Regions from separate parts of the Mus musculus genome. Here region 1 is linked to region 2. Evidence: chromatin loops called from intact Hi-C (ENCODE). Cell type or tissue: left cerebral cortex. All regions are shown on one strand. Each heading gives the region's core, and the rest is flanking DNA. Links, peaks and the distances in the headings are about the cores only.

Region 1 (16,091 bases), core at 2,914-10,913, 190 kb before region 2:
TCTGATGACTAAGGATGTTGAACATTTCTTTAGGTGCTTCTCAGCCATTCGATATCCTGAGTGAGGTAACCCAATCACAAAAGAACACACATGGAATGCACTCACTGATAAATGGATATTAGCTCAGAAGTTCAGAATACCCAAGATACAATTCACAGACCACATGAAGCTCAAGAAGAAGGAAGACCACAGTGTGGATACTTCAGTCCTCCTTAGAAGGCAGAACAAAATACCCATTGGAGGAAATATAGAGACAAAGTTTGGGGCAGAAACGGAAGGAAAGGGTGTCCAGTGACTGTCCCACCTGGGGATCCATCCCATATACAGTTACCAAACCCAGGCTCTATTGTGGATGCCAACAAGTGCTTACTGACAGGAGCCTGATATAGCTGTCTCCTGAGAGACTCTGCCAGTGCCTGACAAATACAGAGGTGGATGCTCACAGCCATCCATTGGACTGAGCAGAGGATCCTCAATAGAGGAGCTAGAGAAAGGACTCAAGGAGCTGAAGGGGTTTGCAGCCCCATAGGAGGAACAACAATATGAACTAACCAGTATCCCCAGAGCTCCCAGGGACTAAACCACTAACCAAAGGGTATACATGGAGGGACCCATGGCTCCAGCTGCATATGTAGCAGAGGATGCCCTTGTAGGACATCAATGAGAGGAGGCCCTTGGTTTTGTGAAGGCTCGATGCCCCAGTGTAGGGGAATGCCAGGACAGGGAAGTAGGAGTGGGTGGGTTAGTGAGCAAGGAGAGGCAGAATGGGATGGGGGGTTTTCGGAGGAGAAACAAGGAAAGGGGATAAAATTTGAAATGTGAATAAACATCTAATAAAAAGAATGGAGAAAAAAAAAATAAGTACACCGTAGCTGTCTTCAGATGCACAAGAAGAGGGCATCAGATTTAATTATGGGTGGTTGAGAGCCACCATGTGGTTGCTGGGATTTGAACTCAGAACCTTCAGAAGGGCAATCAGTGCTCTTAACCACTGAGCCATCTTGCTGGCCCAATAATATTTTCTTAACACATCAGGAGGTGTTACCCTTGAAAGAATATATGGGACTACATCACTCTCCCCAAGTCCTTCCTGTGGCTCTCCATGTCACCTGAAGCAAGCTGCAACCCTCAGGCCCTGGTGACAGTTGACATTGCCCAACTTGCCTCCATCTCTCCTACTTGCTCTCTCCCCCTGTCTCCCTATGTAGTTGGGTTCAAAAATACAGTCCAGTCTTCAAGACACTAGTTTCCTGGTGCCAGAGAGGTAGCTCAGCCATTAAGAGCACTGGCTGCTCTTCCAGAAGACCCTGGTCCAATCCTTAGCACTCACATGGCAGCTCACAACCATCTGCCACTCCAGTTTGAGAAGGTCTGAGGCCTTCTTTTGACTGCTGTGTTAAGAATATATTACCATGTATGTCATTAGTTATCTGATAGTTGTCCCATAACAGTGTATGTTTTAGCTATAAAACCTAGAAAAGCTTCAGGTTTCTCTAGGCCTTAGAATAATTGCAGTCAAATATTATTTAATTTAATTAGAAACATTGCCATCAAAATTCTCATTCGTATCTTCTTGTTCATGTTTTCTACAGACTGATATCTCAGTTTCTTACTCCACATGGTTGAAGATTGTTTGAAGCAGCCCCTGATTAGACACTGCACTTCATCTTCAAGAAGAATATCCAGCTTGGGTAACCCTCCACAGGTCTATCACACAACCATGGTAACCCTCCACAGGTCTATCACACAACCATGGTAACCCTCCACAGGTCTATCACACAACCATGGTAACCCTCCACAGGTCTATCACACAACCATGATAACCCTCCACAGGTCTATCACACAACCATGGTAACCCTCCACAGGTCTATCACACACAACCATGGCAGGGGGTAAAGTTGTATGTTACCTGTTGTAATCATTTGGATTCACAGACTCGAATGACCGGCAGAGCCTAGAGGTTTCTTCTGGATTGAACTGCTGCTGCTGATTCGTAAATGGTGTTTGCAAGTAGATCAAACCACCCCTGCTGATTTGTGTTAACTAAACTGCTGATATCCTGACAATGCAGATTGGATTTGCTCCAAAGAACTACTTCTAAACAGGTCCACATCCTCTTGTGCCCTATTAACGTTTCCTTTCCACTACCTCTGGTGGGTGATGGGATAAAAGAGAGGTTAAAGCATTTAATACCCTTATTAAAGTAGGTTTTAATATATATAAACCTACAGAGAGTTCCATAGGAAAACCCTGTCTTGAAAAACAAAGCAAACAACAACAAATAAATAATCTTAAAATAAACAAACAACAACAAACAAAGAAAAATAAATAAATAAATACTCTTAAAATAAATAAATGTTAACAGTAGTTCTTTTGGGGCAGGAAAATTAACCATAGTTTCAACATTTTTTCTATTCTCTCCCTCTTTTGGTAATTGTATGAAGAATAACCCAACAATTTTAAGTATTTTTAAATTGTATTCATTCATTTATTATGGCTCTAGGGATTAAACCTGGGGACTTGGGCATGCAAAGTACTCATTCTATCTCTAAGCCACATATATTCTCGGCCTGTGAATTAATTATAACTATGTTTTATTGTGGTTGTGGTTGTGAGACTTTGTTTCACAATGTAGACCAGACTGTCCTTGAACTCAGAGATCTGCCAAAAGATCACAGTCTCCCAAGTGCTAAGATGTAAGGTATGAGCCAGCAGGTCCTGAAAGTAGCGTTTTAAAAAGAAAATGTAGGTATTATTTCTGGCCTTCATTTAAAAAAAAAATTGACTTGACTTTGCAAAGCTTGGTCCACTGACCTGCAAATGAACTAAACAGGAAAGCAAATACCCCGCAGGCATAGCTAACCTTCTGCATTCTGGCTCACCTCAGCTTTTTAGCATGCAACCATGCAGCATTTACCACAACTGTTGGCTGGAGCAAACCACTGAGCAGAGGTTAGCCATATCCTAGCATCCTCCTGCTATGAGATCTAGTCCACTCACAGCCAGCTTCAATCAGTGTTAATGTCCATATATATGTTAGTTAATGTATTTACCAGTTCATCCGATTGCTACTTGCTGAGAATCTATTAGCTGGGGAATATAAAGCAAACCTCAATAGTAAGAAGAGCTTGGTCTTAAGGGCCCAGGATGGGACAGGCAAAAGGAGGAAGAGAAAGAATAAAAAACATATTTGCATAAATACTTAAATAATTATGACACATAGAATGTAAACTGCATTAAGTCCCATATTTAAAGAGTTCTCTGTGAGCCCAGATAAATGAGAAGTACTTTGGGGTGAGGTAGCTTCCTGGTGAATCTGAATTTACATGGATGCTTTGAGGGCTTAGTTGGACAGTGTCTGTCTGTCTGTCACCTATCTTGTTGGCTGGATAGTGTCGGTCTGTCTATCTGACATCTAACTTGTTTGCTTGCCTTATTTTAAACAAGCATCTAATTCTCTGCATTCCTTAAACTGCCGCAGGATGCTCAGATGTGAAAGCGGTTGAGAGCTCGCAGAACCGATGGGAAGTTTTTTTTAATTACACAAACTCTAAGTCTCAGTGCAAGAGAGAAAGAAGGAGCTGGGTTAAAGCCCTGAAGTGTCTCGGTGATTGGGACTAAGGGATGCCTGCTCACTGTGTGACAAGTGACGCCAGCGCTTCCCTACAGGGTTTGACTGTACAAAGAGATAAGCTTGAAGGAATGAATTAGTCATTCCATTAGGCAATGGAGTCAATGGAATCAAAATATGTCCCATCGTAGTTGGTTTTTTAAAAAGGCTTTTTACACAGAAGGAACCTTGGCTTGAGTGCAGGGGAAAATGTGACATAATGCACCGAGGACAGAAAAGGGTGGTAGACAGAAAGTCTGCCTGTGAAGTCCGGGCAGGCGTGAAAAGCTCACTCTGCACGGTTTCCTCTTTTGGTTGGGAAGAGCACATTATGTCATCCTGTCGATGGAGGTCATCTTTCTACAACTTGCATTGTTCTTCAGAAGAAACACAGGAAGACATTCCCTGTGACATATGGCTTTCCTTCACAGCTCAAACCTTATCAAACCCTTAAATAAAGCCTGGCAATTAGGCTGCACCAAGATCAGAAAGGAAGGGAATCAGCCAGCTCTCTCCTGACTAGGAACAATGGATAGGAAATTGCTCTACCCTAGGGTATTCTTGCTTCTTCTTGGTAACACCAATTCTACCCAGTCGTTCATCTGCTGAAGGACTTACTAGCTTAATTTCTAATTGTCTCGGGGGTGCTGATAGACTAATGATGGACAGGCTCAGGAGGACCCCTTTTTATTCTTCCTTTCCCTCTCTGTACAGCTGAGTCAGCCGTTTCCCATCAGTCACCATTTTCCAGAGAGTTCTGAAGACAAGAATTTCAGGTTGGCCAGCCCGTAGAAATGATTTATTTCATGGGGTTGGAGCTCAACCCCAGGGCCCCATGCATAGAAAAACACTAGCCCCAACCCTTACATTTTTCTCTTTACAGATTTTTGGATTTTTTTTTTTTTCAATCTGGACCATCTTTCTTACCATTTCACTTTCTAATTAAAAAAAAAAAAGATGTCACAGTGTTTGAGTGGTACACAACAGATTAGTGAGGCTAGAGCTAGAGCCAAGAGTCAGAGAACAAGAGGGAGAGTTTTGCTTGTGGGGTCATTTCCTAGGTCCCAGGGGTAGTTAAGAGCAATCGCTGAAGGTGAAGGACAGCAAACAGCATACAGAGAGCAAGCTGAGTAATAACCAGGAAGACAGGGATGGGGAGTGCGGCAGGAAAAGCTAAAGGGGCTGGGGTGGGTGGGTGGGATTTGTGGGGTTAAATGTGCTTTGCTGTAGGTCAACTGTGGGTTATGGCAGAGAGAGAGAGAGGGAGAGGGAGAGGGAGAGGGAGAGAGACACACAGACACACACAGAGAAACAGAGACAAGGAGTTTTATACTGCTCATGTATTCATGTGTGGTATCTTTAGAAAATGAAATACCGATAAACCCTGTTATTGATTGTTTCTAAGACAGGCTCTCATTGTATAGAGTAGGCTGGCCTTGCCTCTGCCTCCCAAGTGCTGGGTTTAAAGGTGTGTACCATCATACCTGGGAAAGTCTATAATTTTTACAAAATACTTATGCTAGGTGCAACTTTCTGCAGAGATGGGCTATTGGAGGACCCAGCATCTATTTACTTTATGGTGAATGACGTAGTTACAAGCCAATGATTGGCATAATGTACACTTGCCCATCTAATGAAAAGGATCTGACAGTCTGATTGGCACTGTGTAGTAGACAAACACACTTGTCAAATAACTAAGCTCAACTGTGATTTCTAGTAAGCTTGTTATTTGTGGCACCATCTTTATGTGTTTAGATGGGAAGCAAATACTGTGAGATAGAAAAGGCCTCATTCACTGAGATGACAATGCTTTGAGAAGAAGGGACCTGGCATAAGATTCAGGTCCTTTACTTCAGGGGAAAACTGGCTTTTATTGAATACCGAGGAAGATACTCCACACTGAGAGAAGATGAAATCATTTGTTTAATGTCCATTCTGGCTTTGTTTAATCCTAAGAATAACCTAGAAGGTGTGAACATGGTCTGCCCACCCCCTGCTCTCTTCTCGACTGTGTCCTGGCTCATCTCAACCATGCTGCCTTAGCACAACCAGTGGCTGGCACTGGTTCACTTTCTGCCTCTGTGGGGATTCATGCATTGGCGCATCACCCAACTTGGCTCATCAGCAGGGAGATTCAGCGACATACAAACACAAATGGGGCAGTGAGAACAGTTTCAAGGCAGAATTGTATATAATAGATTCAAATTCCAAGTTGTCTTAAATGTTTGTAGAAAGTAGGCAGAGTTCATAAAGCAATGTTAAGATCCATCAGCTCGGCAGCCCCGCCTGCATCCCGCACCTTCCCTATGTCCCCATTCCTCAAAGAGTTCCTGGGCACAGCCGGGTCCTGCCTGCTTTGCTCAGGATTTCCTCATATTCCTCAACCTAATCTCTGTGTATCCAGTGCTGACTGTTTGCGTAATTCATCATCTCTCAAGGCAAGCTTGAGTCCTCAAGACACCTTAGCAGATCTGAAGAGATAATCTTGGGTTCTTAGGCCAGAATTTTGCATGAGGTCTTGTATATCAACGGTACGTTTGCTGAACGGATGAGAGACGGATGCGTGAATTTAAATCTGCTCATTGTCACAAATGTCTGGGAAAGTCCTAGACGACTGGATACAAAAGAGCGTTGTGAAAACTCTATCATAGGAACAGACTCTGATTTTAATCATGGAAACTCACTATATCCCTTTCAGCTTTCTACTAACGAGAAATTTAATTTTTACCCAGGGACCATAGGCATCGTGCTGATTAAATTCCCAATGTAATCACCCTGAATAAGTCACCCTCACTGTGGACACCCACATTCGTCAGAAAAACCACGGCCATGTTAGGGAGATTTGATTTGTAGCCAAATCCGATTATATACTCTCGAGCAAACCTGGCAGAAATCCAACTGCCCCAGTTAAATAGACATTTAGCCACACTGTGCATTAGATATGCCTGGTAACCTCAGAAAAATACAGTTGAATAGCAATGCTGGCTTAACATACTATAATATGATTGTAGGATAGAACAAAAACCTACTGGCAGCCAAATCATTGCGCTTTTATCTAACATGTATTTGAAAATATACTTGATGCTGAGTCTATAAAAAAAAATCCCAGGAGATCTGTTATACTATTTACCAGAAAATAAGCATTATTTTAAAAACATTTATTCAAAGCAAAATTAAAAGTAGACCTTCCCCTCCCCCTTCTTGTTCCTTCTCCCAATCCTCTGTCCACTGGTGATTTTGATACAAACTATCACACTTTTTAGAAGCACCTGTGCCTCTTAGACCATTCTAACCTTGGTGGTTTAGTAATCCCCAGGTTCTATCACCCAGGGACCTGAGATCCCCTCTTCTTGCTGAGTAAGAAGAAACTCATTATCCCGGGTTATTCTCATTTCGAATTTAATGCCCCTTCTTGTTGCTTCCCCTCCTTCCCAATCACAGAGCTGCCCAAGTGCTGGTTGGTTTGCCTAACTTGGAAGGCCTTAGTCTCTCCTCAGTGGCACGCCACAAGAAGCCAGATGGCCTTTTAGCATAATTTTGATGAGAGTAAGCATTGTGTAGCAAAATCTTGGCTTCAATTCTTATGGTTTCTTATATACTTTTCTTGGATGGAATTTCAGACCATTTCTAAGGCACAATATTACTCCAGTGGATATAATATAGGCACCCTCTGGTGGTCAATAGAACACAATCAATTCTTCTGAACACTAATTTAAATTATTTAAGTGTAATGGCCAATTTTATAGTTTGTGATGCACACTCTCTCTCTAGTTCTAGATTTCCATCTGAATTCCTATGTTCAAGGCACGTGTGTCTAAGTTACTTTTGCATGCATAAAGCTTTGTCCTTTTAAAATGATACTTCAAAGTCACCAAATGCCACGAATATCATGTAGTGTTTATTCAGAAAACCTGAGAAGGAACCAATAGCAAACGAAACTCACCTCAAACTAATTCACACAGTGGAAACAAAGCTGCCAGTTGCTAACATGAACACAGGACGGAGCTGCTACATATGGTCAGGCTGTGTTAACATTTAAGAAATAATTCCAACCTTTGTAATTGCTATGCTGAGGTATAGAAAATGCTTCTATCAAATTAGCAGAAACAAACTGCGCAACCTTTTCCCTTTAACAACAAGCTTCTGCACTATTTTGGGAACTGTGCTAATATGGCTGGTATTCCAGTGTTTAAAGCTGTGTTGACAAGATAAAGCACTATAATTTTAACTTGTTATTGTGAGACAGACGCTGCCTCATTAATTTCTGCTTCATTCAAAACTGAAGAACAAATCAATGTTTACCAACGGGAATGAAGCTAAATGAGTAAAAAAAAAAAAAAAAAAAAAAAGAAAGAAAGAAAACCTAAAACCCTCCAGTAAGCCATTAGTTCACGATGCAAAAACGCTTTTAAAGGATTGTCTAAGTTCTGTTTACTCAACAGAATTTGGATAGAAGTGAGAAACTATTTTAGTAAATTTAAAATAGATTTCTCAGCATACATTCAATTTTAATACTGCTGAGACTGGAAAAGATTCCTTTATGTTGTAAATGTAGCACTGTTGTGTAATCCATTACTAGTGAGAGAAGAGAGTTGGTGCTCTAAGAAGTGTGACTTCTTGGTTACATTGAGCATTTAGGAACTTTACATGAACACTGCTTTAAATATGTTAAAGATTCAATCATCTTCCAGTTTATCCACAATCCACTTAAAGACTGTTAAAGATCCCTGTGGCAGACACAACCAAGAAGGATGTCAGACTTGATCAACTCCCATGGTTTCATCCTCTCATTTTATGAATGAGGGAGGTAAGGACAGAGAGAGCCAAAGCCTTGTTTAAAACTGAACAGCCATTTAGTAGCCGCACTACAAACAGACTGGCTCTTCTACTTTCCTGCTAAGTCACAATTAAATTTTTGAACGAAGCGTGTGTGTTTTGAAAAGTAAATTCGTTTTTTGCCTTGTTTATAAATGACCAAAGTCACCACCCATAATAATCACTTCTGGGTAGTTAACACTCTCCTCACATTGAATGTGAAGTAGGAGGCTACTGCTTTATTTCCAACTAAGCAAGCAAAGAGGCACACTATTTCTTAATGGCTAGGGTGACATTATAAGCACCAATACTACTTATAAGAGGGAACACTTTGAGTGTGGAAAGCATTTTGTTTGCTAGAGAAGTCAGTGGGAAAACGTCCCTTGCAAGAGCTAGATGCTCTGAGAAGATGCCAACACTCACTTTAATCATTATTTCCAATAGTTTCTTAAAAACAGCTGTCTCTATTGAGTGTGGCTTTATCAAGGTATTGTATAGACAAGAGGAAGGCAATGGGAAGGTCTCCTCTAAAGTCTAAGCTGGGTCCATTACTGGACTTAGCTCTGTTTGGTTGCTGTTAGTAAAAAGTGAAATGTTGGTCTGGTAACTAGAGCTTGGCTGCACAGTGGGTGAATCACAGCAGAGGGGTACTAAGTGCCCTCTTACTGATCCTCAGAGTAACTCCTCAACAGGCAGAGAAAACTCCAGCAAACTGAACTCTCACATCCAAAGGCTTGGTGCTCTGGTAACTCTCATTAAATTGAACTAAGAAAATAAACACTTTTCGGTTCTTAACCTCCATGGACATACAGTCCCGAAGAGAGCTGCTTGTGAATAAAGACTCAGGGCAAGTTGTAATCTCCTGAACTTGAAGTCGACCCACAAATGTAAAACCGCTGAGGACAAAGAATCCACCTTGCTTCTTTGCTTCTAATGGTAAACAGATTTTCCTTTTTAAATTCAAACCAAACATGCTCTAAAGGCTTGGGGGATGGGTGGTGAAGGAGGTTGTCTGGGAGAACTGCAGAAGACTCAGCTTTTCCTCTTGGTTGCCACTAAATAAGCACACATTGGTGGTGGTGGTGGTGGTGGTGGTGGTGGTGGTGGGGATCCTTAAATTGTTCTTTTTTTTCTTTAAATCTGTTCAAATTTCAATGAAAGATTTTAAAAAAGTTTTTGTTTTTAGATGTGAAAAAAATTTTTTTGGTGTGCTTATGTGTACTTTTCTAGGAAGAAGGGAAGTATTTCTTCTAGATACTCCTGGTTGAGACAATGGGCTCTCTAGATACTGATTTATCTGGTTGCAGATTGGATCAGCAGAGATACTATCATGGCTGTAAAATCTGTCCAACAAAGCCTTCTTGAATTTTCATTTATCTTGATGAACTGTAATTTTTTTTTCTCAAGAAAAAAAGGGAGGAGTGCATAAAATCAAAAGGAGATTATTGAAAATAATGTTGTAAAATGTTGGTGATTCCAAGAAATATTTTTATACCAGTAGCTAATGAAAATCTATTTAATGTAAGATCAGGTGCCTAGACGTTTGTTCACTCAGGCTGATTATTTTAATATTTCTTTCTTTTTTGAGTTAACTGGCTTGAAACAAAAGGCTTGGCTCCTCCTTTCTACCGGCTTTTCTTCTTTTCTGATGCTTGAGTGTGCTGTGAAATGATGATTGATTAGCTGCACTCTGTTTGAGGTAGTAATTAGCGTTTTATAAAGATTTGATTCCTGAGATATATTAAATAACACAATAACTAGTTGAAATTTAGAGAAAAGAGGAAAAATGACACCAGGGAACGCGAGGAGCCTGCAAAACAAGAAGTGCACGCAGGAGAAAATGAGGACTGAAGATTAAACAAACACGATTACACACCCAAACACTAACAAACCCTAGACAGAGAAAGTAGGAGGGAAAAGGACTATTTTTATACAGAACAAAGGTAGCAACGAGAAATAAAGTGAAAAACATCACAGTTGAGCCTTTAAAAAACAAACAAACAAAAATCCAAACCCTCAAGCGTTGGATGCCCTCTCGCTAATTAAGGCGACGACAAGGCGAGTAGAAAACACCAGAGCTAGAGACAGTGCCTGTGATTGTCAGATAAAACCCAAAAGCTCCGGGGAATCTTTTGTGGCAGAGACTCGCCAGGCAGCGAGGAACGCTGATGTTTCCCTTAGACAACATCCACAAGGTATAACGTAAAAAAAAAAAAAAAAAAAAAAAAAAAGACACAGTGGCTTTAAGCACCTGCCTTCTAACAGTTATTTTAGATAATTCCCGATGCATTTCAATTACCCGATTCCGGGTATACAGATCGGAAACAAGAGGGGCTCCACCAACCCAAGGGAATGTTAGCAGCATTCACAGGCAGGGACCGCTCGCCGGTTAACCCTGAGGGCGCCGGCAGGAGCTCTATCCTCAGACGAACCCTGGTCCTCAGGAGACCCCGCCTGCCCGCGAGCCCGAGCATCCTCCGCTCTGCTCTCTCATCCCATCCCATTCAAGAAAAATCCCGGGATTTCAGGAGCTGCACCCGCTTAGCCCGGGGCGGCTGTTGCCGTCGCCCCGGGGGTGCGCCTGTTGGGCTTGGGGTGGGGGGCGCAGCCTCACTCTAGGCGCGGCGGATGGGGCGCGTCCCCGTGGGCCGTGCGCGCGCCCGTTGCCATGGTAACGCGCGCTCGGCCGCCCGAGGGGCTGGCGGGAATGCGGCGCGCTCTGGCAAGATGGCGTCGGCGAGGTCGCGGGGTGCGCGGTGAGCGCCGGCCGCCGTCGCTCCGCCCGGCCGGTCGCGCCTCAGGTCCGCCCGCCCGCGCGCGCCCCGCGGGCCCATGGCGGCGACAGGTGCGGGCGCGCGGCGGCTTGCCGGGCTGCCGCGGGCCGGGCGCGCCCCTCGCTAACGCGCGCGTAACTTTTCCTCGCTGCGGCCCCCCGCGGCCTCCGCGCCACGCCCCCCGGGCCGCCGCCCCGCCGAGGTGCCGTCTGCCGGCCGCCGCGGGAGCGAGGAGCGCTGGGCGGCGCGGCTCCACCATGGCTCTGACCCTGTTCGGTGAGTGCCGTCCCCGGCTCCCCGCCGCGGGTGGGCCGCGCCCCGGAGTCGCGTGCGGGCTTGGGGGGGCGCGGGGCGGGCGGGCCGCCTTGTCGGGGCTCCTGGAGCGCGGCCCCGCGCGCCGCTCCCATTGTCTCCTCTCAGGCAGGGCAATGGGCGTGAGCTCCCGGGCCAGTCCTGGGGTCGGGGTGAACACACCGTGCCTCTCTCACATACCAACTTGAGAGGGAAGTTGGCTAGTTGTTTGCAAACCAATTTTCCCTAAGTCGGTAAATAAAGATCCTGGAAAGTTTATTATTATTATTGTTATTATTATTTTGAATAAGATGCGAGAGCATCCCTAGCTTCTCTAGAATTGCCCCGTCCGTGTGTTGCTTCCTGTTGGATTGTTGGGCATTTTGGGGGGACTTGGTACATTGCATTGGAAACAAGAATAATATGTGAACCTAATTTGTTATTGGTTAAAATGTGTGCTCTGAGGAAAGAGGGCAGAAGAAAGTTGGTTACTGTAAGGTAACTGTATTGTTTGGGAAGTGATATTTTGTGGATGTAGTTACTTAACACTATTGTTTCAATGGCTAAGACAGTTTGCAATGACAGTGGGTTGGGGGAAAAGCACTGAAAAGGGACATTTCTTTTTCTTTTACAAAAAACAGACCTTGGTACATCATTTCAAGAGAACTCAGTATGTCAAAACTTAGATTTGCAAAGAATTCAGTTTTTCAAAGTAGGAAGGTGCAATGATGTATTAGGAATAACCTATTATTAATATCCAAGCACATTTCTCACAAGTTATTCGGCATATCCAGTTTCCAGTTAAGTTTTAATTATGTCATCTGACCAGGCACAGTTATGTTGTCACATACCATAAATGCTTTTTGTTGTAAATACCTCCAAGTGAATTCAGCTGCTGGCATCAGTTACTTCTGTTTCTTCTTTCTCTGGAAAATAATATCTTTACTTTACCTTGTATTTAATCTGCATTATTTAATGGAAATGGGGACTTTTTTGTACAAAGGTTACAAATGCTATAAGACTGTACCCTTAGCTTATATTTTCTTTAGAAGCAATGGCTGTGGCTGGTTAGCAACTGTTGCAGCGAATGCACAGCAGTAAGATTTCCAGAGGAAATCTTCAGACTGTATTGGAACAATTGATCTGTCCGGGTTTCTAATGACATATTCTGCATTTTTTAAGGGTTTCAAAGTAAATTGTACTCATCTAGTATTTTCTAGAACACTGACATTCCTGATAAGCAAGGCAGTTAAACTGGGGACACAATACACTTTTTAAAAGATTTTTAGCTTGTAAGCCTTTACCTAGGTGGAAATAAGTAAAAGAAGGGCATGAAATTGTTACCTGTGTGGGAAACTGTTCCCGTCCCTCAGCAGGAATGACTTGGTTTCAGTGTTTTGATATGTGCTTGTGAAAAATAGAATTCAGTTTGCATAAATACACTTTGCTACAATGCGAACGTAGCATACCTTGGTACCTCAGAACAGAAGTAGGGGTTGGAAAAGAGAGAGAGAGGGTGGGGACTGAGAGAGCCTGAGAGACTCTTACTCTGTAGCCTCGGTTTGCCTAGAATTTACTCAGTAGCCCAGGTGCCAGGATTACAGGGATGAGCTACCACACCCACTTTTTTGTAGTGATGGAGCAGCAGCTGTTTTTAACTGTGTCCTGTTGCAGATCATTCCTGTCTCCTGTGTCATCTATCTGTCTGCTAAATGTAGATGCTTTTGTCCAAGTCCAGGGTGAAAGGGATTTTTAAAGGGACACTCAAAGATTCTCTTAGGTGCACACTGAAGTTTGAGAGGTATTGAATTACAGGCAAAGACTAGGGGATTGAATCTAATTGGCTCGGTTCACAAAAACATTTTTGCATATGTAAAGAGAAGTACCTAAGAGTTAGAGAAGGACTTCTTGTCCTTATTTCAGTCTTCTTAGAGGTGGTAGAGGAAGTGCCCCAGCTTCTATCCTGCTACACCCTAGCCTGTTCTGTTCTGTTCTTTTCTTTTCTTTTTCTGTTTTTGTTTTTGTTTTGTTTTTGAGATAGGGCCTTGAACTTGGCCATCCTCTTGCCTTAGCCTCTTGAACGCTGAGACACCAGTTGTATTCATTCTTGGTGACCAATGGAGAGGAGCAGTGATAAGGTTCTGCGAGATCCTGGTGAAGGTGTGGGGATGAGAAGCCAGTTAGATGAATGTGCTCTGCCAGTCTCGGGGGAGAGCTCACCAGCTGGGAGTTTAACTTCCCAGAATAACCACTGCTGCCTATCTTGAGTATCTTGGACCATACTCCAGTTTACAACTTGTGTTGTAAATTTTCATTCACACTTTTCTTTGATGTATGTAATATTTGTATTGGTGTTTACTAGAAGTTAATTTAGATAATTTAGAAGCTCTTATTTAGTGTTTTTGTGTGTATATGTATACCTATGTTTTTTTAAAAAAGACTTATTTACTTTATGTATATGAGTACATTGTAGCTATCTTCAGACACTCCAGAAGAGGGCATCAGATCCCATTACAGATGGTTGTAAGCCACCATGTGGTTGCTGAAAATTGGACTCAGGACCTCTGGAAGAGCAGTCAGTGCTCTTAACCACTGAGCCATCTTTTCAGCCCCATGTACACCCATTTTTTGAGTATGCAGTGCATATGTGTTTGTGTGTGTATGTGTTTGCACATATTCATGTGTATGTGTTTATGTGAAGGTCAAAGGTCAGCCTCAGGTGCCATTGCTTGGGATCCATCCTCTGTGATTATGTGTTTGTGCCACTGTGCATTTAAAACCTCAGTGCAGCTCCTCAGATTCCTTTTACCTTTTGTTCAAGCAGGGCCTCTCACTGGCTGGAGCTTTGCTCAAGCTGGTCAGCAGCTCTAGCCATCTGCGTATTTTCACTGTCCCCATGGGTTTTGAGGGTCTCAATTCAGGATAAATATGAATGAGAGGTAAGAGCATTACCTAAAGAGCCATCTCTCGGCCCTACCTTATGTGTGTGTGTGTGTGTCTCTGTGTGTGTGTAGTATTTGTTTTGTATGTGATCGTCTGTTCATGCACATGTGGCAGTCAGAAGGGTTCTTCCTTAATCTCCTTCCAATTTATAGCCTGGGGCAGTCTCTCAGAAACACATATCACACACACACACACCCACACACCCCCACACACACACACACCCACCCACACACACCCACACCCACACACACACATACACACACACCCACCCACTCTCCGTTCCTCCTAGTGCTGGGTTTCCAGGTGTGTGCTGTTGCAGAGGCTTTCCATGGGTGCAAACTCAGGTGCTTATGCTCACCCAACAAGCACGTCATCCGCTTTCTACCCTCTTTCCCACCTTCCTCAGCTCCCTATCTTAGTTTTTACGTTTTGAGACAGTCTCTCACTGGGACTCTGGGATTGCCATGTAGGCTGAACTGGCCAGCCAGAGAGCCTTTGGAACCCTGCTCCCCAGTCTCTCTCGCTGAGACTGTAGGAGCTGGCCTCCACTCCTGACTGTCTGATGTGGTGCCGGGCATTGAAGTCAGGGTCTCATTCTTTGGGCAGGATTTTACCTACTGGCTCCAACCCTAAGGGTTCCACTTCCAATTTTTAAAAAAAGATTTATTTATTATTATAAATAAGTATACTGTAGCTGTAGAAGAGGGCATCAAATCTCATTACAGATGGTTGTGAGCCACCATGTTGTTGCTGGAATTTGAACTCAGGACCTTTAGAAGAGCAGTCAGTGCTCGTAACCACTGAGCCATCTCTCCAGCCTCCCACTTCCAATTTTTATTTGTTTGGTTTGATTTTTGGTTTTTCTTTTTGAGACAGGGTATCTTTGTGTAGCCTTGGCTGTCCTGGAACTAGCTCTGCAGACCAGGCTGGCCTCAAACTTAGAGAACCTTCTGCCTCTGTCTCCCAAGTGTTAGGATTAAAGCAGTGTGTCACCATGCCCATCACTTTTCATTTTGTAAAGTCACATATGCATAGAAAATGTTTATCTTGAAAATCCAGATATTTGAAACTTTCTCAACTTTCAAATGAATCCATGTCTCAGTATCAACTTTGATACGTTTTATTTTATTTTCTTGAAATTAAATTTACTTGCTTATGGGAGAGGAAGGCAAGAAGTGCATGTTAGGGTGACTGTGTGGAGGTCAGAGGACACCTTTGGGAACTTGGTTCTCTCTTTTCAATCATGAGTCCTGCGGTTTGAACTCCTGTCAGGAGGCTTGGCAGTTAATACCTGCTGAGTGAGCAAACTTAGTTTGTTTTCTTTTTGTTTTTTGTTTTTGTTTTTTTTATACTTGTGGTTGGGCCTAAGACCTCACTGGTGTTAGGCAAACATTCTACTGAGTCACATCTCCACCTTGACACTGTTTTTAAAATCTCAAAAATAGTCATCTATGTTTCTGACAGACTTACCTTACTGGCTTTGCACGTTTGGCCTGCAGATCTACAGCATGCAGGATGTGGCCCCCTCTTTGGTACTGTCTCAGGATTCTAGAGGACTCGAAGTTCACTCACCCTGCTCTATAGTCAGTATTGTACACCTTGGACATTTTGCTGGAATCTACCAGATGGGGGAGTGCTTGTTTCCTAGTAGTCACTGG
Region 2 (16,091 bases), core at 6,945-14,944:
GTCTTCCCTATTGTGGCACTAACTAGCTCTGTTAGGTTCTAGATGCAGTGGTTCTGGAGAACACGGCGACTAAGGACATGTTAATGTCATCTACAGAGAGAGATGGGGGTGGGACATCAGCATGGCAGAACCTGAGAGGGTAGATCAGGCTCTAGCACCAGAGAGAGCGCTCGTGATGGAGTTTCTGAAGAGAATCAGAGCCCCAGTAAAAAAAGAAGGAGCCTCTTCATAGACCTTTTGAGGGTGGAGGAGGTTCCCTGCAGAAGCCTGGATTCAGGCTCCCTGATTCCAAGGCAGGGAGCAAGGAAAGGGGTCAGGGAACATGATGTGGCACCCCTTTAATGTATACCCACTTCCTAGGTGAGATGTCGGGACACACAGGTCTGCTAGCTTGGGACTCGTAATGTCCCGGTAGGATGCCTGCCAAGGGATGAGAAGAAGAGGCTGGAGCTAATGTTACACTCTTACACCCTCGGCCCTAAGCTTTCTCTAGAGCAACAACAGTTGGTCTGACTGTTTCTTGTGCTCTCCTTCCCCCATGGAGGTTTGCAGGAGAGATAGGCAGATACTCCGGAAGGATTAAGAGGAGTGTCAAGCTCAGATGTTCCCCACTTGGCACGCTAGGCTTGGACCAAGAGAGTGGCTATGGGCCAGAAAGAAAAATCTTGGAAGGTTGTGACAACACCTTGTTCAACCTTCACTATAACTGTTAGCATTCTGTCTAAGCTCCACCCCACTGTTGCCAGGTAGGCCTGACCCACTATAAAAGGGGCTGCTTGCCCTCACTCTTGTTCTCTTGCTCCTCTCTTGCTCTTTCTCTGCTTCCCATCCCCCTCTCTCTCCATGTGCTCATGGCTCTCCTCCCCCTTCCCTCCCTCCCTCCTCCCCCTCCTCCTCCTCCTCCTCCTCCTCCTCCTCCTCCTCCTCTTCCTCCTCCTCCTCCTCCTCTTCTTCTTCTTCTTCTTCTTCTTCTTCTTCTTCTTCTTCTTCTTCTTCTTCTTCTTCTTCTTTTTCTTCTTCTTCGTCTTCTTCTTCTTCTTCTTCTTCTTTCTCTCTCTCTCTCTCTCTCTCTCTCTCTCTCTCTCTCTCTCTCTCTCTGCCTTTCTGCCTCTACTACCCTCTTAACTCCCCTCCCATGCCCTGAATAAACTCTATTCTATACTATACCGTTGTCATGTGGCTGGTCCCTCATGGGGAAGGGATGCCTCAGCATGGACCCACCAAGGTACTCCCTTCCCCCATGCCTGACCACACCTCCATAGAACATCTCTCCCCTCTCTTTATCTTTTTATAAACACAACAATAACCACTGGGCGATAAGCTGTTGGATAGTTTCCATTGGAAGGTGGTAGAAGCCGTTGGGTAATAGACTCAAGTCATGATGAAGTGAGTCAGGTTGTACTGGGCATAGCCCATAGCCATAAAGAATGGTTTAGCCTGACCACTGTATTCCACCTACAGATATAATATGTCCAATTATCTAAAACAAGCAATCAAACAAACAACAAACTACCTTGCTCCCAGTCAACCCCCTCCACACACACACACACACACACACACCTACACAGAGCTGTAACTTCTGGTAGCTACCCATGTATATGCATGCACATATCCCCCATGTATACGCACATATTCCCCCAGCCCTCTGAATATACTCAGCTTTCATGCGGGTGGGAGGGAGTAGGGATCCCTTGCTGCTCCCACAAAGTCATCTCAGCCTGTTGACCTCTGTCTGCTTCTCTGTCTCATTTTTCTTGCAGAAGCCACTCTGGTATTCAGGCCACTGAGGGGCACCTGATTGTGAGTGAGGAGACACAGGTGTGGCCTGACAGGAGGCAGGAGGGACCACTGCAGACAGCAACCACAGCAGTTAAGAGTGATTCACACTGGCCTGGGAGTCTGGAGTAACTGCACCTGACTGTGGCCAAGGCCCGAGGCTCTCTCTCCAGACTTCCCTGTGACCCACCGTTACCCTCAACCCTCTGTCAGCCTTACAAAGCCCTGTGAACCCTCCTGCCTCACCCTCCCAAGTGCTATGACCACAGCATGGAGTCTTCGCACTCAAGTCAACCACACTTCTTTCGGAGTGCTATCTGCCTGATAGAGCCACCATGCTTAGACCACTACAGCATCTGCTACATTGTTAAAAGAGGATAAGGCCCATATTTGGTGGGGAGGGAGATTATAAGCCTCCAGGTCTTGCACAGGCCCCTGCCACTCACACCCACACCAGAATAGCAGCAAGGATTAATGTGCTATGTGAGTCGATATCTATGGCAAGGCCACCAATCAGAGTAGCAAAGAGCCCCTGCCAGCTTTCTGTGTGATATTTGGAGGAGGGGAGGGGAGCATTTTGACTCAAGCCTAAATGCTCTACTTTGATAGTTACTTCTAAGTAGGGCTTTTATTATGATACACCGGGTGCCCAGCAACTCCAGTGGCTCTCCCAGACAGCACTGCAGGTCACTATGACTGATGACCGCCCCATCCCTTTATATTGGCCAGTCAAAGCTCAGGTACTGCTTCCTTCTGCATTTGCTCTTTTTGGTGACATATATCCCCATGCCCAGCCTGTTAGGGACTTCTGTCAATGATAATAGTTCAAACCAAGGCAGGGTGGACCAGAATATCCCTCTAAGCCTTGAAATGACTTTGTGTCTCAGGAGAGTCACAAAGAAGGATTCCTTGGTCTTTGAGAGAGAGCACTCATGTGAGATGTCAGATCAGTCAGGTAGCTCATGGAGACCTGTGGGAGGGAGCTATGGAGAGACTGAGAAACTCTGCTGGAAGTAAGGCCTCAGCAAGTTTTTATTAAAAAAAAAAAATCTTTGAATAAAACAGTGATATTCTGCGACCAGAGGCCTTGAGCAGACAGGAGCTGGTCTCTGATTCTTAGTGCTCTGGAGCCTTGTAATTCACCCATAATGGTAGGAGGAGACTCTGAGAGCAAGCAGTCCCTGATGTCCCCAGAAACCCCTTCCTGATGACATCCAGATGTGTCATCCTTCCATGGGTCTGATTAGCTGTAGAACGTGGTAGTTCCATGTTCCCAGGATGCATCCGAGTTAGCTCTGTGGCTAATTGGGTTTGTATCTGGCAGCAGTGACATCAAAAAAAGATTTTGTAGTCAATTATGTTCTCCTGGAACACACAGGAAGAGGTTGTCCTGTCAAAGCTCAGGCTGGTCTCTACCTTAATGAGGTGCCCCAGACAAAGGCACAAAAGGACATTATTGTCCCTGAGTACCTGTCTTTAGTGGCTTCTGTTCAACAAGAGACTGAGCTTCATCTGGGCACAGGAGCTGGCTCTGTCCTCGCACTCTGTGCCAGTCCATCCCCAGGGAGCACAGCCTGCCCCAGGGAGCACAACCACACATGATCATGATTGGGTGCATTAGTCAGCCCCAAGACAATGAAATATAGAAATGCTGTTCCTGCAGCCTCATGACCCAGGGCTCCCTTTAACTGCACCAAAGCCAGGAAATGGCCACTTAACAAAGCCAGTGACAGCCGCCACTGCCCCCATGACCCTAGCCCCATGGCACACACCTGGAGGAAGAGACATGGCATGCTTTCACATGAGTGTTCTCCCCTGGTCCAGAACAAATCATTCTGCAAATGTCTTAACATCCTGAGCGTGGGTGGGAGTGAAACTCACTTCTGCCTCTCGGAAGAGGCGGTCTGTTTATAGAAAAAGCATGCAAGTCAGATGGCTGACTCAGGGGAAGGGCTCTCAGCCACTCAGAAAACACAAAAAAGAGCCCTTGGCTTTTTTTCCTCCTCCCAACCCCCAACCCCTGCCCCTGCCTTGGGTCTTGGTGGGCCAACTGTCACTTTTTCAGAATACTAGAATTTTCTAAACCTCGCACAACAGACCCTGGAGGCGTTGCCTGCATCCAGTTTCACAATCTTTGCTTAGCAGTGAACTGGGAGGAAATGGGTTCTTTCTGGAACAGAGCCGCCTGGGCAATGGGTAGCCACCGTGGGAATGACAATCTGAAGGACTGTCTCTTACAAGCAGCAGTGGATGTGAAGTGGCCTGCGGTCAGTCTGTAAAGAGGGGCTCTCCCCTCAGCATGTGCTGAGCCAGCGCCTGACTCTGAGGACATTCTACCCTACCCTACGGTTGCTTCCAGGATCCCATGGCCTCCCTGTAGAAGTGACGCGGTCTGGTCCAGCCGCTCCCAACATGGGAATAGGAACTGCACATTTCCTGCCTTTTATCTTCTGGGTGTTGGGGATGAATGTGTCCAAATGACCAAACCATAGCACCACCCCTGGGGCGAGGGCCAGGACTGTGGCTCTGCTGTACAGAGAAGACTCCAAGAAAGCAGTGCAGGCAGCCTTTGCAGATGAGGGAGGAGTCTGAGGCTATGGTGGACCAGTTACCATCTGCTCATCCCAGGCCAGTCCTCCTTAGGCTAAGGACCCACAGACCAGCCTGTGTGGGGACACATGCTACAGTTGTCACGGTCAGATCATTAATTCTGGATTCCTCCCTTAGGAATACTGGGAAAACTTGACTGTGGAATTTTATCATTAGCTGGTGAACATCAGGCCCACCCTTGACTGATGCCTGAGTGGAGTTTTGGAAATGAACCCAGCTTCAAAAAGGCAGAGAGAGAGAGACAGACAGACAGACAGACAGACAGAGAAAACAAACAGACACCACGAACACACCAGGTGACTTTCCGGTGATGAAACTGACCTTGTAACCAATCCAACATGTCAGAATTTAGGGCTTCAAACGGGGTGTCCTGAACGATCTCCCAAGGGGTGGCAGGGACCTAAGTCTGTCTGTATTTATCCTGGTCTAATACAAAGGGAAGAATTGCTTTAATAAAGTGTGAGAATTTCAGGGCTATGACTATCTTGATGAATATCTCCCCTATTTCTATGTGTCTTTCCTTTCTGCTTCCCCACTGTCCCCTGCCTGTCCCCACCCTCCAGTCCTTGTCTGCAACCAGATTTTCCCCCTCAGCTTCTCATCTCAAAGGTAAGCAAGGATTCAGACCAAGGTGTCTTGTATTCTGGCAGTGACGTCTTCTTTCTGTCCACTTCCCAGGTGTCTTTTCCATTAGCTCCACCCACAAACCATAGGGCAGAAGGCAAACTGAGAGCTAGGTCTCCAGGAGGGAGCCTGCGGAGTCTCGGTTTTCACATATGTGGGCCGAGTGCACTCTAGTGTAGGGTTAAAAAGAACACACAGAAACGTGTGACTGAGGGTGCCGGCCACAGTCATCCCCTGGGAATACATCCTTATATGGCTGTTCTAAGAAACAACAGGATCCCTCCTAAGTAGCAGGCAGATAGCCCAAAAGGATAATGGACCTGAGAGTGCCACCCTCCAAACTTGCCCCTAGCTATTCCCTAGGAAACAGTCTCCAGACAATGACGTTTTTTAAGAGGCAGAGCTTGAAGGTGCCCTGAGCAGGATAAGCACTTCGTTCTTGCAGAATTAATTCCTGTTTAAGTCTGGAACCAGTCTAGCTGGAAGCTAAGACTGTCACAGCCAAGTCTCCCATCTGTGACCCCTCTGGAACTTTGTTGGCAACCCAAAAGCCTCTTAAGTGTCCTCCACGTCTGTCTGGGCTCCCAATATCCTGAGAAAGGCTGAGCAGAGAAGAGGCTGAGGCACAGGCCCTTATTGCTAGCTTTTCTTTCTTCTTCTTTTAAAAATGTCTTTATTGCATTTGTTTACCTGTGCACACGCCATGGTGTGTATGCGGTGGTCAGAGGACAACTTGTGAAAGTTGTTTTCTCCTTCCACAATGTGGGTCTCAGGGATGGAAGTCACATGGGTCAGCTTGGCAGCAGGTTCCTTTACTGGCTGATCTGTCACACTTGTGCATCGTGTGGCGTTTTCAGAGTGGCGGCCATGAAGCTTGGTTTATAGCCCAGGCTTAAGATCACAGGAGTTGGAAGATGAAGGCAGGAAGATCAGTATTCAAGGACATTCTCAGCTGCATAGCAAGCTAGAAGCCAGCCTAGGCTCCGAGAGACCCTGTCATCAAGCTAAGAGGGTCTCCGGGAACTGTCTGTCCTCTGCTCTACGGGAACAGGCTTCCCAGCACCAGCCAAAGCTGCCTTTATTTTCCTAAAAATGCAAAGCAAGCAGTATGGAGTTGAATTTTTATCAAAACAGCATTAACTACTTCTGAAAACAGTTTTAGAGAAAAACAGAGGAAAGGGCACAAATTCAGCAGCGCCATTACTGCTTCTGTAACCAGACTCTGAGCTCTGCTCTGCCTGCCGCTGGTCTGCCAACCTGGTGGGAGGGAGCAGAGGAGACCCTCATCCAGTCTCTAACTCAGGGCTGGAGGACACGCCCCCTCTCAAGTTTCTATCTCAGCGGGTTTAGGGTGCAGGCAACAGCGTGAAGAGTCCAGACAGACAGACAGTGGGCAGAAGTCCACGTGCTGGGTGAGGCTTCGTTGTCTAGAAATGGGTCCTCTTTCCTTAGCACTTGAAGGAACCGTTACAGTGGCGCTTGCTCCGAAGAACCCCAACGTTGATTAATACTTACGGTGATAGAGTAAGATGTGAAAACCAAGAACTACGTGTGCTTGGCTGTCAGACTTTCAGCCAGAGAACAACCATGACGCAGAGAAATCCATATGAAGAGGCTTTTTCTACAAGTGAGAAAGTCTGCTCACACTCTTTCCCCTCTTCCTCCCCCCTCCCTCCCCCCTGCCTCCCCCCAGGCTTGAATTTAGGATCTTAAACAAAAGTATTCTACCACTGAGCTATTAATACATCCTCAGCCCATAAAATTATTTTTATGGGGGGCGGGTAAAGGCAGGAGGATCAGGAGTTCAAGGGTGTTGTCAGCAAGGTGGAGCCTGGGCTACAGGAGACGGCGTCCTGAAGCTCGGAGGGTCCCCAGAATCTGTCCACTGCTCTCTGAGGACAAGGGCTTCTCTAGGATAAGGATGGGGGAGAGAAGAACCGTTTCAGATGAACCCCTGTTTTACGCTGACATTTTACAGATAGGGTGAAGGAAATAAGACATGGTATAGAGTTTGGCTAGGAGACTGGATATTTGGAAAAACATGGAATCTCCCCCGAGGTCTGTCAGGACACTAGCCCCCTGAGGAACTCTGTCTCCCTGTCTATCAGATATCTCATTAACTGTCTGTCTTCTCCTGACTCCTCCTCTTCTTTCTGAGAATTGAGTACAGGCTACTTTACCTAGGGGACAGTGGGGCTATGTCCTCTCCTCCCTGCAGACAAACGTTCTTCTATGGTTTTCTCTTCCTCACAGTTGTTCTCTGGCTGGAAGTCTGGCAGCTAAGCAGGCATATTTCTTGGTTTACACATTGTTATTCTATCACTGTAAGTATTAATCAACATTTGGGTTTTAGTCATAACATAGCTAATGCATAATTTTGTTTGCTTCACGGAAAATTAAAGAAAGAATTGGCAGCACATTAAACAAATGGTTAACTTCATTTTTTTTCTCATTGTCATCAACAATAATCATCAATGCTCCCAGCAGACTACTGTGTTTATACAAAGGCTCCAGACACCCCACCCCTTCACTGCTGGGAATCACCACTGTGACCCAGACTGTGACAAAGGCCAGCACACAGAAGGGACTCATAGAGAGTGGTGCTGTAGATAGAGGTGATTACAGGCCACACAGTAGGAAGATGAGACCAGCATCCTTGAGACTAGTACGACAAAGGAAAATATTGCTTTCAGGAAACTTTCTTGAGAAGTCTAGGTAGGCTCTTACTATATCTTCTTCTGCATCCTGATGTAGTGCAAGCCATCTGTGAAAAGAAAGAATACAGCACCATCAATAAGCATGCTATACACACACACACACACACACACACACACACACACACACACACCACTGTAGAGCCCTAAGAACACCACCCATTGTATGTTTACACACATGCCCATGCTCCTTGTTAGCCATGCATTCATTCCCAAGACAAGTTTAAAGATGGGCCCTCTTTCCTTAGCACTTGTAGGAGCCATTACAGTGGTGTTTGCTCTGAAGTGGCTGATCATGCCAATATTGCTGAATGCTTACGGTGATGGAAAAACAATGTGAAAACCAAGAGTATGTCTGCTTGGCTGTCAGACTTCATAAGACTTCAGAAAACAGTGACCGTGAGACTGTAAGGACCAGTCAAGCACACCCTGGTCTTCTCTAAAGAAACCTGCTCATGCATTTATCATGTTGCCAACTTAGAGCAAGCTTAGGTCATGTTGATGTGCAGAGTCCCCCCACAAACATGCTCCACTATGCTTAAAATGCCCTTGGAGAATTTGCTTTGATCTCTTCCAGATTGTTGCTGAAAGGGCTTCAGCCTTGGGCTGTCCCCTGGAGGGTCAGCTCTTTGATAGTTGTCCATCTTTTAGCTAAAAGGATTTGCAGGTGTTAAAACCTGTTTAGATGCCAAGTAGCTGGCCAGGTCTGTTGTCTGACAAGACAGGCAGAGGGGAAAGGAGGGCTCCATTAATACTCCAGCGCTGATTCTGCACGTGTTTGGCGTCTGCCTTATATGTTCTGGGAGTATGGCAAGCATTCATCTTTGGCAAGCATATTTTAGGAGGGTCTGATTATCATTCCAGTGCATAATGAAAACAACGATCATCCAGCTAGACACATTTTCAAAGGCTAAAGCCAGTCACAATCGGAGATTCAATTGTGTTTCTTATACTAAAGCAATTAATTTCACTGGAAGATGATGGAAAAAACGCATTGTGAAAAAATGCACCCAGGTTGAAAAAAAATAACAGTTAAGTGACTTCTTTACCTATGCGATTCTTTCTGTAAAAAAAAAAAAATCTTTAAAGAACAAAATTTTTAAAATAATTAAATTAGCTGGGCAGTGGTGGCACATGCCTTTAATCCCAGCAATTGGGAGGCAGAGGCAGGCAGGAGTTTGAGGCCAGCCTGGTCTACAGAGTGAATTCCAGGACAGCCAGGGCTACACAGAGAAACCCTGTCTCAAAAAACCAAAATAAATAAATACATACATATATACATACATACATACATACATACATACATACATACATACATATCTGTTTCTGGGTGAGGTAGATATAAAATACTCTACTATTAATATAATATGGTTTTTAAAAAGTGAATTCTTCATTAATTTTATTTTTTGATAGTTTTTGTCAGAGTGTCAACAGTGGAATATTCCTAGACCAAATTGAAACTAATTAAAAGTTATTTGAGGAACACAAGTGAAGAACAATGTTTAACATTTCACACCTCCTAGAATAGAAACTCAGGCAGCTGACGAATGGAGGGTGGAATGTTCATGATCTTGACTCTAAATCTCAGCAGAGACTAAAGTTTGCTTATGTAACTGACACAATCCCAGGATTCCGCGTGGTCCAATCTTTGCATTGGTCCAGTTCAGAGAAATGGAGCAGAGAACACGTCTTTTCTCTCTTGAGAAAAAAATGTCAAAGCTGGGAGTAAGTTTTAAATATCTTAACAATGTCCCTTAAAATTACAATCCAGCTTTCTCTGTCACTATCAAGTCAGTCCTGGCTGCCTTCCTGTTTGTCCAGCCTCCCCACACAGCTCAGGTCCTTCTCGGACCTAGCGAACCCCCCCAGCCCCCCCCCCCCCAGTCATTGTCATTCACTCTGGTCTCCCCCAGCAGGCAGGCAGTCGCAGTCCTGTTTTTGCAGATGGCAGTTACTGAGACTCTGCAGGGCACTCTTCGGTTGCCACAGGAGACTCCCTCTTCTTGGTTTGTGCCTGATCCAGGGACTATGAAGAGCCAGCCGGAACAGTACTTTCCCATCAAAGCATTTCCTGCATTATCCAAGGGGCCAGACCCAGCTATAATTTCTAGTCACTGGTGTCCTAGTTAGGGTTTCTATTGCTATGATAAAGTGCCATGACCAAAAGCAACTTGAGGACAAAAGGGTTTGTTTCAGCGTAGGGTTCTGCATACAATAGTGCATTTTCAAAGAGAATACTGACAGGAACTGACACAGAGCAAGAACTCAAGGCAGGAGCTGATTGGTGCAGAGGCCATGGATGGGTGCCATTTACTGGCTTGCTCCTATGGCTTGCTCTGCCTGCGCTCTGGATGCTAACCCAGGAACATCAGAACTGGCATCAGAAACGTCCCATTCTGGAGCCGGGGAGATGGCTCAGTGAGTAAAGTACTTGCCACACAAGAAAGAGGACCTGGTTTCAGATCATTAGCATCCACATAGGCATCTGGGCATGGTGCCCTGTGTCTGTAATCCCAGAGCCGGGGAGGTAGAGACAGATGAACCCATGCAGTTTGCTGACCTGCCAATCTAGCTTAATCGTTGAGTTCCAGGTTTAGTAAAAGACCCTATCTCAAGGAAGGTGTGACTAGGCATGGTGGCACACAGCATTAATGCCAGCGCCCCAGAGGCAGAGTCAGGTGGGTCTCTTTGAGTTCAGGGCCAGTCTGGTCTACAAAGCGATATCCAGAACAGCCAGAAGAAAGAAAGAAAGAAAGAAAGAAAGAAAGAAAGAAAGAAAGAAAGAAAGAAAGAGAGAAAGAAAGAAAGACAGTGAAGAGTGATTGAGAAAGCTGGCCTTCAATTGCCCAACATACATATATACATACATACATGTGTACACACAGACCACACACATGAACATATATACACACAAAGAAACATCAAATTCTGGCTTGTCTGCAACTTGTAGTCTAAGTGAACTCGGACACATCACAGGTAACTGATAAATTATTTCTCTGGCGGAGAAATGAGCCAATTCAAGCCAGATTAGCGATATTTATAAAGGCAGGTTTATTGGGAAACTGCACACAGGAGAGATCACTGGTTCCAAGAAATGAGGCCAAGTCGCCATGGAGAGGGAGACAGAGGGGGTGGGGGGAGTGGAGGAGGGAGGAAGAGAAAGAGAGAAAGCTCGCACAGAGAAAGGGAGAAAAGAGAGAAGGGCGGAGAGCGGAATGTCTGATTCATAAAGGGAAGAGCCTCTGGGGGGAGGGGAAGCCCAACCTCTGGGCTGGGAAGTTTAGAGTAGAGGGCATGCTTTGCCAGGTAGGTACTGAGGGATGCTGGGAGAACCCGGAAGCCAGGTCCACTTTGGTATGTTAAATATTCAGCCCAGTTTCTTGTTCTGGGTCTGAATCCCAACAGTAACACCACTCCGCTGAGGAGAGCGAAAAGGGAGACGTCAGGACTCTCTCCCTGACTCAGGGATGATGTCCTCTTCCGCTCTCAGAAAGGGAGAGCTTGTAACTAGATAGGACCGCCATGCCTACTGCTGTGAACCACAGCTCCAAGACTCAGAGGCCGCGAAAGAATCGAAGAATCTGGCTTGTGTCTCATAGGAAGCACTGTGTGATCCATTTGATCACAAAACTATCAACTTGAAGTGCATGGTTCAGAGCTTGTCTGTGTGTTTGGGGGTGGAGGTGAGTCTGATAGCACAGCACATACCTGTAAATATAAACACTCAGGGAATGAGGCCGGGGAATTGCAGATTAGCTTGGAGCATATAGAAAGACCCTGTCTGACAACAAAAATTCCAAACAATAACAAAATAGAATTTAAAAGTCCGAGCATTTCCGACAGACCAAGATAAAGGCAGATTCCTGGATAAGATTTGTCGGCCTTGGGAAAAAAAAAAAAACAAACCGTCAAATTCATTGCAGCCAGCTCTCCGACTGTTCAGTTCCTCCGGACTTCATGCCGCACAATGTCAGGAGCTGAGCTGGACTTTTGCTGAGACCCTTCTGAGGGGAGTCCTAGGCTGGCTTGCTTGGTGTTTCCGCTTGTGGATAGCAAAAGGCTTCAGAGCCCCGCGGGGGGGGGGGGGGGGGGCGGCCCTTTCAGAGAGGGCTCTGCGGCTGGATCACCACTTCAATGACCGTCTGTTGCCACCTGCTGGCCGCTGGGCTGCTGCACAGCACTGCACAAGGATGTTTCACGGGTTGAGGGGCGGGGGTGGGGGTGGGGGCTCCTAGGAGCCCCAAATGTGGTGGCACAGGACTTTTATCCCAGAAGTAGGTGAGTTCAAGTTCAGTCTTGTCTGCATAGCTAGTTCCAGGCTAGGCAGGGACCCCGTCTCAGTTAAAATAAAATTAAAATTCGGGTGGGACATAGGCAGCACTAATTAGGTTGGGTTGTAATTTTGTTTAAAAGAATAGGATGTGAATTTGGGAAGAGGATGGGCACAGGAGGAGTTGAGGGTGGGGGTTGGAAGTAGGTGTAACCTAAATACATTGTATACATACATGAAATTATGTAACAATATAATATAAAAATCTAATAAAGAATAAACTTTGTAATATGTGAATGGGGATAGAAGTGACAGATCCACTGTAATCCGTTCATCAAACCATGAAACTCAGTGAAACTCAGCTTTTGATTGCTTCTGTATCATGTCGTTTGATGAGCTTTTATAGATATGTTCTCTTTCATTCATTCACTAGTCAGTCATAAACACTTTGGAGGGACCCAGAATGGCACTGGCGTTATTGATAGAATGAGGGTCACATTCTCATTGTTGCCTCAAATAAAAGCAAGCAGTACAATCTATCCTAGTCTATTATTATTTTGATACAGGTCTGACAATAGCCTGGGCTGACCTGGAACCAGTAATCCTCTTGCCTCAGCCTCTGCAGTGGTGGGATTCCAGGCTGAGCTACCACACCCTGCCACTCTACTCTTGAATTATAATTTACTTCCACTTACCCCTCAGCAACAACGACTTACTGACTCTCCATCCTCCACAGGCTGAAGCAACAACCAAGAGCAAAGAGACCCAGGCATGACTCTTGTCACTGTAAAGTCCAGTAGAAGAGACAGATGTTGATCAACTGCAGAATTGACATCACAGTGCAATGTGGTAGGGTCAAAGGAACAGTTCCAATAAAAGGGGCCTCAGAGACCTCCTAAGTTCTAGATAGAGACTCAGGCTATTTGGTATGCACTGAAGTTACTTAAGCACTTCTGCCTTGGGGGGAGTGTAACCCAGTGGGCTGATCTGTATGTATAAAGATTCTCACCGCATGATTTTTTTATACAAGCTAATGCACACGGAGATATAAAGAAAGCTGCCCAAGTATCCAAAGATAAGAGTTGCTTAAGCAAATTATGGTATACTAAAAAAAAAAAAAAATCTAGAGCCACTGGATACGTCTCTTTTCTTCCTGCTCTTGGCTACACACTCACTGTTACTGGATCATTGTGATCTTCATGCAAATACGTTGTGAATTCTCCTCTTGAAAATAAGAAGGCCCCACCTCAATTTTTCCCCTACATCCCTCACTGTCTCCCACACGCCTCTTTGTCACCCTTTGCAAAGGTGCATCCCCAATTCTGCCCCCTCCTAAATCTGCTCTGGCCAGGACGCTGTGTGTGTCAAAGTCACCAGTGGTCTCCATGTCACTAAGTCCCACACTCATGTCACATGTGGTCCACTAGCAGTGCCAACACAGCCTCCCAGGGTCCTAACTGTCCCCTGCTCAGGTCCTCCTTCGGGCCCCCAGAGCTGTTCTGCCTTTCATTTTCCTCCCGTGTCTGGCTTCCTCTTTCCCAGTCTTCATTGCTCCCTCCTCCCTCCTCCCAAGCTTTGAATGTTCATTTTCTTCTCTACCTGCATTCACACCTTTAACCTGATCCATTCAAAGCTTTATCTATTTTACTTGTTTTTTAAAAGCTTTTGTCTTTAAATTGTTTATTGTGCTTATTTATGTATGTGTTTACCTGAATATGATATATGAACTGACTCATGTGCTAACACATATGTGCAGGTCTGAAGAACTTACAGGGCTCAGTTTTCTTTCCTCCATGTGGGTCCTGGGGATTGAACTGATCCATTTCATTGGCCTCATTCATTCATTCATTCATTCATTCATTTGGTGCTGGAGATGGAACCCAGTGCTTGCTAGGCAAGCCTTCCACTAGGAGCCACTCCCAGCCCCAGCCCTGACCTTCTTCAACCAGAGCTGTTGTAGCGCAAAGCCCTCTTTCCATGTTATTTATTCCTTACTCTTTGGAAATTGAAGCAGAAGACTCCGAATCTCCAGATTTGTTTCTCATCTGCTCTCATCTCTACCTTGTCCCGACTTGCTAAGCAATGCCAGTGAGTCCCAGAGAGAGTCTCCAGGACCCAGGAGAGACATCTTACCCTTCTAGCCTCTGCACAGCTGAGTGCCACCCCATGGCAGCCTTGGCTTTGCTTGGGACATCCTGGATCTTTGAGTGACTGTGGAGGAGTGTACCCCACTACCCTACTCCCACTCAGAAATCCATGAATGAAAACAAAACATTTGTTTATTATGAACAGCTATAGAAATTTTGGGGATTATTTGTACAGTAACTAGGGATGATTAACACACAACTCTAGAGGTTGGAGAGATTACTCTGCGGTCAAGAGCACCTGGTCCTGCAGAGGACCCAGGTTTGGTTCCCTTCACCCACCTGATGGCCCACAATCATCCATGACTCCAATCCAGGGCATCTGATGCCTTCTTCTGACTTCCGCAGGCACCAGGCACACACACGGTACACAGACATACACATAATCAAAATGCTCGTACACGTAAAATAAAACAAATAAATCTAAATGGTGCTTTTTAAAGAAAAACAATTAAAAATTAAAAACTAATTCTAAAAAAACATATAGCATTGCCGAGGAAGGCAAGAAAACTGATATTGGAGACTAAAGTGAGGCAAAAAAATCCCATGTTAGGTACTAGAAAATTGTTTAATAAAACTGTTGTCCCCAATTTCCTGGTGAGCAAAGTGTCTATTGAAGCCTGGGCCTCTAGCAAAAACATGGCGACACACACAGAGAATCTCTGCTCAGGTTTGACTCACTAGAATTCAGTCATGGGGCTCTGTATGGAGAAGAGGCAGATGGGAAGACAGGGTAACTCCAAATTCACAGGGTTGCAGGAGGGAGAAAGCTGGCTATTGTACCAGTTAACTGATACAATGTAAGCAGGAAAAGATAAGGTAGATGTTCAGGTCTGCCCTCTGTTCTGCAAGCCCCTTATCTATTTATTTGGCCCCTATGGAGTGGAATAATTTGACAGAACCCTGTCCTTAGGTTCAAGGTAAGAGACTTTGCTCAAGATCCAGCCCTGAAAGGACCAGGGCATGCAGGGAGCAGCAAGGGTGTCTTCATATGCCTGCTTTCTGCCAGAACCCACTCAAACTCTACAAAGAAGCCGAGTTTAGTTAATAAAATGCTTCAGCGTGAACAACTGCATGCTGCTCACTGCTGAGTATATTCCATTTGGGGGATCTTTTAAACAAAGGGCTTGAGACGTTGAAGGGCTCTGCTCTCTGCTTCCCTGAGGGAGAGTGGGTTGAGGGAGGCAGCAGGAAACAGGACTCTGGAACAAATGCCACTGGGGTGGAAGACTTCCCACGAAGTGCTGCGCTGTAATAACAGGACACAGGAGGCTGCAGTGGGCCCAGCTAAGCTCTGGGTGGGCTTGGTACTGCCTGACAGAGATGAGGGGAGGGAATTGCTGCCTAGGGCCCTGGGGGAAAACCAGTTCACAGAAGGGAAAAAAAAAAACCAACTATCTTTGTTAAAAGCTGCATATGATCGTATATGGAATTCTCCAGCATCCAATTCAACACTGGCTACTTCTTTCAAACTCATGCAGGCACAAAAGATGTCACAGGCCTATGACACAGAATTTCATTCCATGTCTAGGGAGAGTACACTTGCGTGGTTAAGGACAGTTGCACAGTGGTGTCTACTCAAATCCGTAGCCTCCACTGAAATCATGCTCAAAGTATTTTGCTAATAATTGATTCATGGGCCTGCGAGATGACTCAGCGGGTGAAGGAACTTGCCACCAAGTCTGATAACCTGAGTTTGATCCCCAGGGCACACACAGTAGGAGAACCAACTTCTGAAGACTCTCTCTATTCTACATAGGCACCATGGCATACCACCACCACCCTCACATAAAGCAAATTAATTAATTAATTAAAACCCCTATATACAAGACTAGGGGTTCAGTACACTGGTAGAGTTGTGATAGCCATTTCTATTTAACCCATTTATATTTAGCTAGCACGTGTGAAGTCAGGGTTTGATCTTCAACACCAAACACAATGACAAGCCTCTGA

The links. Hi-C counts contacts between places; a loop is a spot of excess contacts. Peaks named below come from ENCODE experiments on the same cell type or tissue, not always from the same donor. Only the 100,000 strongest peaks of a DNase experiment are listed, where the experiment ranks them.
Region 1: a loop joins it to region 2, with 2.4 times the contacts of the local background. A loop is called at or near these places in 5 of 42 quality-filtered maps.

The regions. Positions count from the first base shown.
Region 1 is chr2:73,770,407-73,786,497 of GRCm38, reverse strand. Chn1 (chimerin 1) reads left to right here and starts at 11,152. Exons shown (of 13, transcript NM_001113246.2): 1 at 11,152-11,475. The coding sequence starts at 11,457. In left cerebral cortex, for the core only: a CTCF peak has its summit at 7,281 (motif pointing left); DNase peaks (open chromatin) are centred at 5,762, 10,301 and 10,863; H3K4me3 peaks cover 966 bases; H3K27ac peaks cover 841 bases.
Region 2 is chr2:73,580,547-73,596,637 of GRCm38, reverse strand. Chrna1os (cholinergic receptor, nicotinic, alpha polypeptide 1 (muscle), opposite strand) reads right to left here and starts at 11,778. Exons shown (of 2, transcript NR_153820.1): 1 at 11,631-11,778; 2 at 7,430-7,774. It overlaps Chn1os3 (chimerin 1, opposite strand 3), which reads right to left and starts at 112. Exons shown (of 4, transcript NR_040623.1): 1 at 1-112. In left cerebral cortex, for the core only: a CTCF peak has its summit at 11,890 (motif pointing left); DNase peaks (open chromatin) are centred at 9,763, 9,987, 10,977, 11,861 and 1 more place; H3K4me3 peaks cover 1,668 bases; H3K27ac peaks cover 5,460 bases.